2 separate regions of the Homo sapiens genome follow, and region 2 is linked to region 1. Evidence: chromatin contacts called from ENCODE Hi-C data. All regions are on one chromosome and are shown on one strand. Each heading gives the region's core, a stretch centred on a gene start or an enhancer-like site at or near the end of the contact. The rest is flanking DNA. Distances are from core to core; before and after follow the strand shown.

Region 1 (5,140 bases), core at 1,110-3,609:
CTTTGCCATTTAAGGACACCATTAAAATCATAGAGATTTTCAGTGACATTGGAGTATTGTAATTATTACTTTCAAAAAATTATTTTTAATAGGATGATTAAACCAATGAGAAGAAACACACATAAATGATATTTTGCAGTTTATCTGTATTAAGAAATGCTTCTTGCCAATTTCTAGTTTTAGTTTTTGGATTGCTACATAAGACTTTCTTTCCATTTACTTTATGTGTTTTTAAAAGCTGCAGGTAATTTTTAAGGTTTGATGGAATTATAATGGAAGCCTTGTATAAGTTAAATGAAATTGGTAAAGGAGAGCTTACTTTGTCTATAATGCATTCAGGATTAAAAATTAGATTTCAAAATGAAATGTCTGATTTGTAAAATATTTAATGTTATATCAGACTTACATAAAATTTTCTGTGAGAACTCAAATGCATTTGATTTTTAATGAATGTTCTGAATGAAATATGAATTTTTGTCTTTCAGTCTCTGTAGTTTATCTCAATATATTAATAAAAAGGTCTGTTCTCACTGTAAAATGTTTGTTTTTATCATGTTTTATACTCAATATGGCCACTCTTTCATTCATTCAACTATTCAACAAGTATGTCAATGCTTGCTATATCCCAGGCAGTGAGCTGGGTGCTGGGAATTAATCACTGAATAAGAAAGACAAAAACCTTAAAGAGTTTACATCTAGCAAAGAAAATAAATATCAAGTAAATAATTATAATTATGATAAATTCTACAAAGAAAATTACAGGGTACAATGAAAGCATTTATCTAGAAGACCTAAACTATTCAGTGAGGGTCAGGGAAGGCTTCTCTGAGAGTGAGTTTAAGCCAAAATGCAAAAGATGAGATTAGTAGGATTAAGGTATGCTAGAGAAATATCTCAGGCAGAACGTGCTAAGTTGGTAAAGTGATAAAAATCTTTATGGAAGTGAAAACAAACTTGTATGATCATAGCATAAGGAATCCAGGGTAGGTGAGAGAATTAAGATAGGGGCCAGATCCCCATAAGAATGATATATAAACCATGATGCTGATATTGAACTTTATCCTAAGTCAATAAACTTGATTTTCAAGGAAGGAGTTAAATGATGTGATTTGGGTCTTTAGAACATCATTTTTGTTGCTGTGTGGAGACTGGAGGGCAAAAGAGAATGTAAGAAGAATAGGAGGTTGTTGTCAAAAGAGAGATGATCATGGCTTGGAGTAGGGTAGGAATATAGATAGGTGAATAGTTTTCAAAGATAGGAGGTAGAATCAACAGAACTCTGATTAGATTTGTGACATATGGAAGCAGCAATTGAAAACCAGGCTAAAGTTTTCTGAAAATTTGGCTATGAAAGGGAGTAGAGGAAAAACAGTGTGGTAGCTGAAAGAGGATGCGATTTCTAAAGAAGCTTTTCTTTTGAGGGTCTCGCTCTGTCACACAAGCTGGAGTTCAGTGGGGCGATCACCACTCGATGCAGCCTCAAACCCTGGGCTCAAGGGATCCTCCTGCCTCAGCCTCCCGAGTACCTGGTGCACGCCACGTTCGGATAATTCTTAATTATTATTATTATTTGTAGAGATGGGGTCCTATCTTGCCAGGCTGCTGTGGAACTCCTGGGCTCAAAGGATCGTCCCGCCTCGGACTCCCAAAGTGCTGCGACTACAGGCGTCAGCCACCGCACCCGGAAAGCCTTTTATTTTTTTCAATTATTATTTATTACATGAGACCTTACTAATTTTTAAAAATTCTGATGTAAAAGGGAACATAGAAGGTGCCCGTAATCAGTGTCTGCATGTTAAAAGTAGACGCTTGAAGTGCTCCAGAAAACCCATGGCTCCTCCCCATTCAATCTAGGTAAGGCCTTCAGTAAAGAGCACCCATGGGGAAGTCACAAGAGCCTAGGAAACAGGTCAGAAACCTGTGGACCTGGTACTTCCAATCACAGGCAATCTGGTGCTTGCTCTTCAGCTCATCACACCATCCCCTCAAATTTCTTCATCTACAAGAAAAGGTTTTAAGATAACAGACCCTGCAAAACTAATGACATTTATACACCCTCTCTGCACAAGAATGTCTTGTAACACATAACCTTGCTTGCATTTTCTGGGTTCCTTAGGGTCCAGCGATCTCGTACAAATCTACCCCACAGCTGACTTCCTTCGGCCCGTGACACAAGGCGCAGGCGCAAGACGCGGCCCGCGGTGGGCGGGGGAGGGGCGGGGCGCGTGCGGGGCGGGGGGGAGGGGAGGGGCGCGGCCGCCGGACGCGCCCTCGCAGCTTCCGCCGGGCCCCTCCGGAAATCCCGTATCGTAGGGCGACGGCGGCTTAGAAAGTGCTTCCTGGAGCGCAGACGAGGTCATGAATCATGTGACGGTGGCTTGAGGAGGAACCTGTCTTTAAAGCTGTCCCTGAAGTGACAGCGGAGAGAACCAGGCAGCCCAGAAACCCCAGGTAACTGGCGCTACTTTGCCTGGTTTTGAGGCCTAGTCCCGCAGGTGGCGCGGGTGGTGAGATTAAACAGAAGGAGAGGACCCTCTCTTCTTTTCTTTGGGCCTAGCTCTTTGGGGTGGAGGGGCAGGGATGGGGTGGGCTGAGGTAAGGTGTGCCAGCTGAGTACCTGTGGGGGTGCTGGGGCACTCCGACTCCCACTGGGCTCGCTGGGCCAAGCCCTAGAACCGCGGGGGTTTTACCTGGTTCTGACCAGGGCTGATCTCGCGTATTAAGTTGTGGGTGGGGAGGACGAGGAAGCCAAAGAGGGAAGAGTCACCGGGAGTTTCTCTTCCAGGCGTGGAGATTGATCCTGCGAGAGAAGGGGGTTCATCATGGCGGATGTGAGTGACACCCCTACATAAGAGGAAGGGGAGAGTGGGGAATTTTGAGGGGCATACTGAGCGGGGAGAGGTAGAACTTCCCAAACAGAAATTTGTTTTGATCCTCCCAGCCCCACCCATCCCAGTTAATTATTTTCTCTGATATCTGAAGTGGGAGACTAATATGAATGAATTTGCAGGATCCTGAGTTTCTGCCTCGAATGGGGGTGTAGGACACTAAGGTGCTTGAGACTGAGAAAATTAGGTTCTCCCTACTCCCCAGTCCAGCTGGGGCATAAGAGAGGCTCTGTATATTTACCATTTGAAATTCTGAATGATGGTTTGCTGCTTTTCCTGTCAGAATTTGGTCAGTAGGACATGTACCCACAATACTTTTTTCCAGTAAGTGATAACAATATCTCATTTGGTTTATTGTAGCAATTTACGATGATTTCTAACCCATGCCTCTTTAGAAACATGGTAACGTGTGTGTGTGTGTGTGTAGGAGGATAAAATGATCAGTCGGGTTTGGAGAATAGTAAGTGCTGGATGCTCAAAACAAGAGATACCTGATTAATCCATGTGAGGTCAAAATTGATACCTAAATTGTCAGTGAAATTCCTGGGATAAGAGAGTGTAATGAGACAAAATAAGATAGTCTTCTGGCCAATGCGGTTGCTTAGTCTGTAATCTCAGCACTTTGGGAGGCCGAGATGGAAGGATCACTTGAGGCCGGGAGTTCAAGATCAGCCTGGGCAACATAGCAAGACCCCGTTCTACAAAAAGAAATTTAAAAATCAGCCAGGCGCATTGATACCTCTGTAGTCACAGCTATGCTGGAAGTGAGGCGAGACGATTGCTTGAGCCCAGAAGTTGGAAGTTGCAGTGAGCCCCAGCTTAGAAAAATAAAATAGTCTTCTACTTCTTTAGTCTTAACTGTGTTTCGTGTTAAACACTTGACACACATTGTCATTTATTTTATATTCTGTAACACTGGGCTGGGCGCGGTGGCTCACGTCTGTAATCCCAGCACTTTGGGAGGCCAAGGCGGGTGGATCACCTGAGGTCAGGAGTTCGAGACCAGCCTGGCCAACATGGTAAAACGTTGTCTTTTCTAAAAATACAAAAAATTAGCTGGGCATGGTGGCAGGTGCTTGTAATCCCAGCTACTCGGGAGGTTGAGGCAGGAGAATCGTTTGAACCTGGGAGGCAGAGGTCGCAGTGAGCCGAGATCGCGCCATTGCACTCCAGCCTGGACAACAAGAGCGAAACTCCGTCTCAAAAAAAAAAAAAAATGTTGCCTCACATAGTCATATAGAATTTATTTTAGGTCCTTAAACAAAATATTTTAAAAATTACGTTATAATAATATGCCTTACACTGTTTCATTATTTGTTGAGTAGGTGAGTTCAACAAATAATGAAACAATGGAAGGCATATTTTTATAATGTGATAGTCACGTGAGACAACAGTCTTACAGAGGTCATATCACCTTACCCAAGACCATTAAGATGATGGTGGAAAGTCTATCTTTGAACATGGAAAGGTGTTTATAACGTCTTCTCAAGTGAACACAATAGCAACAGGATGTAAAACACTAGTATGAAAATTATGATGTAATTTTATGGCTAAAATGTGTTTCCCATTTCTAGGTATGCTAATCCATGCATCTTCTCAATAAACTTTTAACAACACTTTTATGATGTAGGTTCTATATTAGCCCTATTCAACAAATAATGAAATAAGCTTAGCGAAAAAAGGTTGGTTAACTTACTCCAAGTTGCGTGACTAGTAAACATCCAAATCAGACAGAGAAAGATAAAACACAGCAAGAAAGGTTATGAATGATAACTGAAGTTCCTTAAAATTTGGATAGGACAGGATCTAGAAAACAGTGGAAGGCCTATTATTACAACATTATTTTTTAATGCTCTCTTTCAGGACCTAAAGCGATTCTTGTATAAAAAGTTACCAAGGTAAGAAATTTTTAATTTGTTATTGAATAAATTCTATATGCCATATGTTAATTTTATGAAGCATTTTGTCTGTATTTTCCATGTTGTGAAGTATCTCTGAGATTTCCTTTAATATGAATATTTTTTGCCAGCCTCACGTCCTCTGGAAAATTTTCGTCACAACCGCTTTCCTCATTTATGTCAATAAGTTTGCCTTCACTGAGTTCTCTGTGTATCTAGAGCGATAGTGTCAGCATTCCCTTGGTCATCTGTTTCTTCTATAATTCTTTACTTTCTATTTGAAATTCAGCATTTCTATTTGAAATTTCAGCATTATTACTTTTCATTTCTTTGCTGTATTTCGTCTTTGTTGGC
Region 2 (5,140 bases), core at 1,603-4,102, 3.2 Mb before region 1:
CATAAGATAGCAATACTCTACTGTGATCATGGGCAGTGGCGGCAAGACACAGCTCTCAGTCAGCCACGGGATCACGAGTAAACAACTGACACTGTTCAGTGTACTCTGTTCAATAAATCCCATGAGTCAGTCAACACCTTGTTATAAAACAGGCTTTGTATTAAATGATTTTATCCAACTGTAGGCTAACAAGTGTTCTGAGCACATTTAAGTAGGCTCGGCTAAGCTCTATGTTCAGTGAATTAGGTATATTAAATACATTTTCAACTGACAATGTTTTCAATTTACAATGGGCTTATTGGGATGTAACCCCACTGAAGCTTGAGGAAAAAAAAAAAAATATATATATATATATATGCAGAGAGAGAGAGAGAGGATGTTTATTAGGGGAATTGGTTTACACAATTAGGGAGGCTGAGAAGTCCCACCATAGGCTGTCTGCAAGCTGGAGAGCCAGGGAAACTAGGAGCGTGGCTCAGTCCAAGTCTGAAGGCCTGAGAATCTGGTCGGAGTTCAGGTATCCAAGGGCAGGAGAAGATGGATGTCCCAGTTCCGGAAGAGAGAGAATTCACCTTTTCTCTGCCTTTTTGTTTTATCTGGGCCCTCAGCCAATTGGATAGTGCCTGCCCACATTGGGTGAAGTAGATCCTTACCCAGTTCACTGATTCCAATGCCGATCTCTTCCAGAAACACTCAGAGATGTCCCAGAAATAATGCTTACCAGCTCTCTGGGGATCCGTAAATCCAGTCAAGTTGACACCTAAAATTAATTATCACAAACATTGTCTTGAGAGCCTGGCAGAATTATATTCAGGAAACTTATTAAGAAACTGCCATTCACTCAGCAAATATTTAATGAGCATCTACTATCTGCCAATTACTGTTTTAGGCACTGAAAGGCACTACCAATGTGGAACTCATATTGTAGATAAGAAAACAAGTAACTAATACTCTTTTAATACGAGCTAATCACAATGTAAAGGTGTAAAACATAGTCCCCACCCTTGAAGAAATTTAGTCTGCTGAGAATACTAATGGGTAAGCAAGTATTTGCAATACCATGTGACTTAGGCTGTTATCAAGTAAGCATTGTTGCTGAAGATTACAGAGGGATGCTGAAGAAAGCTACATCAAGAAGCATTGGAGTTGGCTTTGATTAGAGAACTCTCATAAAGTCTGTTCCAAAAGCCTCAAAAGTCAAAGGGCATTATTAGTAAAGCAGGAACAAAGCTAGATGTGATTACAGATTGTTAGAGCCAGCATTAGAAGTTGCTGAAACAATGAACAAGGAGGGACAATTTTACCATAGACCTCATATAGACACATGCAGAAACTAAGTCCAGTTTTTAAAAGAACATTAAAAAGCGCAACTTTTACCATCCATTATAATTAAATTTCTCCAACAATGTCTTCATCATAAGAATCACTAACATGTATTAAGCACCTGTGTGGCAAACATTGTGCTGATGGATTCACAGGCTTAGTCGTTCCTCCTCACCACATCCCTGAGGTAGGTGCTATTTTACCTTCATTTTACAGATGAGAAACATAAGAGGTTCAGAGATTTAAGTGATTTACTCACTTAGCTAGTGAGAGAGAGATATGGGACTTGCTCTAGTCTTACTGACGCCACAGTCTTTGTTCTTATCCCCTGTGACTGTTAGAAATCACTTAGCTCCATGTAACAAAAAACGTGAAAAACACTAAAGTTTATTGTCCTCACATAAGAAGTCCAGAGGAGTTGTTGCCTTGAGGCTGTCATCAGGGCCGCAGGCTCCTTCTCTTGCTGGTCCCTGTCGTTAATGTGTGCCTCTGGCCTCAGATGAACTCACTAAATGGCTGCTCTGTCCCACGGCATCCTATCTTCATTCCAGGCAAAAAGAAAGGGAGGAGCAAAAGCTAAAAGCCTTTCAGAAGGGCTTACTTTTCTATTTAAGAAGGAGGCCCTCCTCAGAAATTCCCACCTGCATTTCATTGGCAACATCTATGCTGCTTGGCCACCCCTAGCAGCAAACAAGGCTATGAAGTAGAGACTTTTGTTTTCCAGCTTTGACAAGTGAAAAAAGGGGAAAGTGAGTTGGATGGGTGCTGAGGAAACCAATTTATACAGTACATGTACAAGTAGCCTACACAATCACTCTGCTCACTGGCACTACAGATAAAGCACATGTTGCTATCCTAACCTAGAGGGCTCATGAGATCTAGTCCTTTCTTTTTGACCTTATATCTCTGTTCTCTTCAGCCAAACTGGGGTTTTTCGCTGTTAACATGTTCCCTTTTAAGCCTCCACCCTGTCATCCAAGTTTCACGTTCTCCCCAACCCCATTCCCAGTGTAGTAAAAGGCTCCTGGCATTCTGCCACTAAATGTGCATTAGTGTTAGAATATTCTGAGCATGAAAAAATAAAAATCACAACTGTATCTCAAACAAAAAGGATTTTTTTTTTTATTTCTCTCCCTTAAAACAATCCAGGCCAAGTGACAGGAAGGCTCCAGAATTTTCAGTGACCTGGGTTCCCTCTATTTTGTTGCTCTGCTATCTTCCACACGCAGTTTCCAGCTCAGCCAATCTCGTCTACCCTGGCACCGCATATAGTAGGCATAAACAAAACAGAGAAGTGGAGAGACTGAAGTGAAGGAAATGATTTCCGCATCCTAAGTAAGCTCTAAGGTGCTTTTCCACTTTTCACCTTCCACTTGGAATTCATAGTTCTACCTGAATTCCACTAGATGGCAGCACATACATTTATAAAGTGTATGGATGGAGCCACTAAACTCTGAAAGCAGGGAAACTACAAATCCCAGCATGCATTATTAAGCGCTTGACTTGCTTCCAGACAAAGGTTGTCTCAAGTTTGTTGCTCAAACCGAGTTCTGGAGAACGCCATCAGCTCGCTGCTTAAAGTAAGATTTCCTAATACTTTTGAAATGAAACTTTAGAACGGAAAGAGGGGAGGTTTAATTTTTAGATGTTGTTTTTTTCTGCACGTTGCCTGTTTCAAAATTAATCTGAGCAGTTAGATCAGTGTAAAGATGGGTTTTTAAAGAGCCTGAAACTCTGTGGTATGTATGTTTTATAAAGTAGCCCAAGAAAAAAGGATTCTTACGGTATCCTAAGTGAAGAGTTTTCTTCCTGGCTCTTGAAAACAATGGCTTCCTGAATATGCTGTTTGTGTCTCTGCTAATCAAAAATCAACATTTTGATTCTAACTTTTGGACTAAGGAAGCCAACATGTATGGTTTTCACATTGGATATATTGAGAGGTGCCTTGTTTTACCATTTCAGGCCGTGTTTGCTCTCATTTTCTCAAAGAAATCTGTTTTAGTTTGAGATTACAGTTTATCAAATGTTAAGGCTTTGACCCCAAAATCTGGTCCCAGAAAGACAGGAAGGCCAGCTAAGAGGAGGTTTTCAGAGTGCATAGAAAGGCTGCTCTGTGCTTCGGCATTTGTTCTGGAAGTGCTTCTTCGGTTGGCAAAGATTCCTAGCAAAACCTTTGACTGGAGGCTTTACAGGGCCATACACCCAATATCACTAATGACAGTGTTGTAAAATAGCTTTTGTGCACCATGCTTAGGATTCAAGGAGGATAAAGTATATCTTTCTAAAGTTATACTTTAGAAACTGTCATTCCATGTTGAAATGATAAACATTCCATGTTTATCTTTTGTGTAAGAAGTAAAAAAGCAAAAATTCATTGCATCAAAGTAGGTCAGGCACTGTTAAAGCCAAGCTTCCCCATCGCCTAAAAAATGTGGACAAACTCAGAGGAAGTCAGTGATTATAAGCTGATCCCTGGAGCCAGTTCTTACATAATTGTGTTAGTCTGCTCCTCCAAGAAGCAGACTCCAAGATAGAATTAAATATGCATGGATTTTATTAGGGGAAATGCTGTTGTGAGAGAGAATGAGGAGAGAACTAGGTAAGGCTGTGAGAGCCATCAGACCTCGATGCAAGTCCACCCGCGAGGGAGGAAAAGAAGGAAACCAGGTTGAGTGGAAGCATCCCAGACAGCTGTGCAGTCTAAGAGAACTTCAGCAAGGTAATAAGGAGCTTCTCTAGCCAGTCATCCGTTGGGGAGGAGGTCTATGTCTCCCAGAAATGAGTCTGCCTTAGTAAGCATGCATGCTCAGGCACTGGCTTGTAACGGCCCCGAGAAGGTGGCCTCAGCACAAACCCAGAGAGGCAGCAGCAGCTGCGCCTCATTGTCCATTACTTCCTGGGGTCAGCGGTCTGCGAGGCACAGGCTCCTGGTGCCACAGTGGGGATTTAGAGAGGCCCGCAGGGCTTTGAGTACCATGAGACAATGCCATGAGATCTTCCCTTGGACCTGCAACAAGAAGGCCTAGGTTTGAATTCATAGCTGCAAAACACTGGGCAAATAACATTTCTTTGAAATTAGCCACGTTGGTGATCAGGTCCTACCTATCTCATCTCTGAAACACTTCTCCAATCCACCTATCTCTCCATCCCTGCTATTTTCTCCAGCCCTGCTATTTCACCAGCGCCCCCACTAGATAACCCTAGCAGCCTCCTAATGGCACCCCATGCTCCTGCCCAGGTATGTTCTCCACAGCAGTCCTTCCAAAATACGAATCTGATCATTTCACACCCTTTCCATAAATCCTTCAGTGGCTGTTGCCTATAGGAGTAACTTGCCCTTCACCATGTGGACCTTGGACCAAGTGTGGAGGTTTGAAATGGAAGAGCATATTGGGTATAAAAAAAAAAAAGTTTGGCTAAAGAGAGAACTGAAATAAGTTCAAAGAGAAAGGACTAGGTAATATAAGCCCTTTAGGCAAGGCTATCAACCTGTACAAAATCAGGCAGATAATGGAACAGAGTGATTGTGTAGGCTAGTTTGCATGTACTGTAAGTTGGTTCATCAACACCATCCAACTCACTTTCTCCTATTCTTCACTTTATCAAAGCTGGAAACAAAAGTCTCAACTTCCAACCTCTTTGCAGCTAGGAGTGGCCAAGTAGCATAGATCTGGTGAATGAACTGCAGGTGGGAATTTCTGAGAAGGTTTCCTTCTTAAATAGAAAGGTGAGACCTCTCTGAAAGCCTTTTGGCTTTTGCTCCTCCCTTTCTTTTTGCCTGAAATGTGGATATGATGCCTTGGACAAAGCAGCCACT

The links. A loop is a pair of places that touch in the nucleus more often than their neighbours do. Pooled maps may share reads with other maps.
Region 2: a loop to region 1 is called in a pooled map, with 8 times the contacts of the local background. The contact joins the promoter of BDH2 here to the promoter of LAMTOR3 in region 1. A Hi-C loop is called at or near these places in 7 of 50 pooled maps.

Annotation. Positions count from the first base shown.
Region 1 is chr4:99,891,646-99,896,785 of GRCh38, reverse strand. It overlaps LAMTOR3 (late endosomal/lysosomal adaptor, MAPK and MTOR activator 3), which reads left to right and starts at 2,359. Exons shown (of 7, transcript NM_021970.4): 1 at 2,359-2,451; 2 at 2,786-2,831; 3 at 4,752-4,786. The coding sequence starts at 2,823. It overlaps DNAJB14 (DnaJ heat shock protein family (Hsp40) member B14), which reads left to right. Exons shown (of 8, transcript NM_001031723.4): 8 at 1-538. RefSeq lists a silencer at 2,171-2,260.
Region 2 is chr4:103,097,546-103,102,685 of GRCh38, reverse strand. BDH2 (3-hydroxybutyrate dehydrogenase 2) reads left to right here and starts at 2,852. Exons shown (of 10, transcript NM_020139.4): 1 at 2,852-2,903.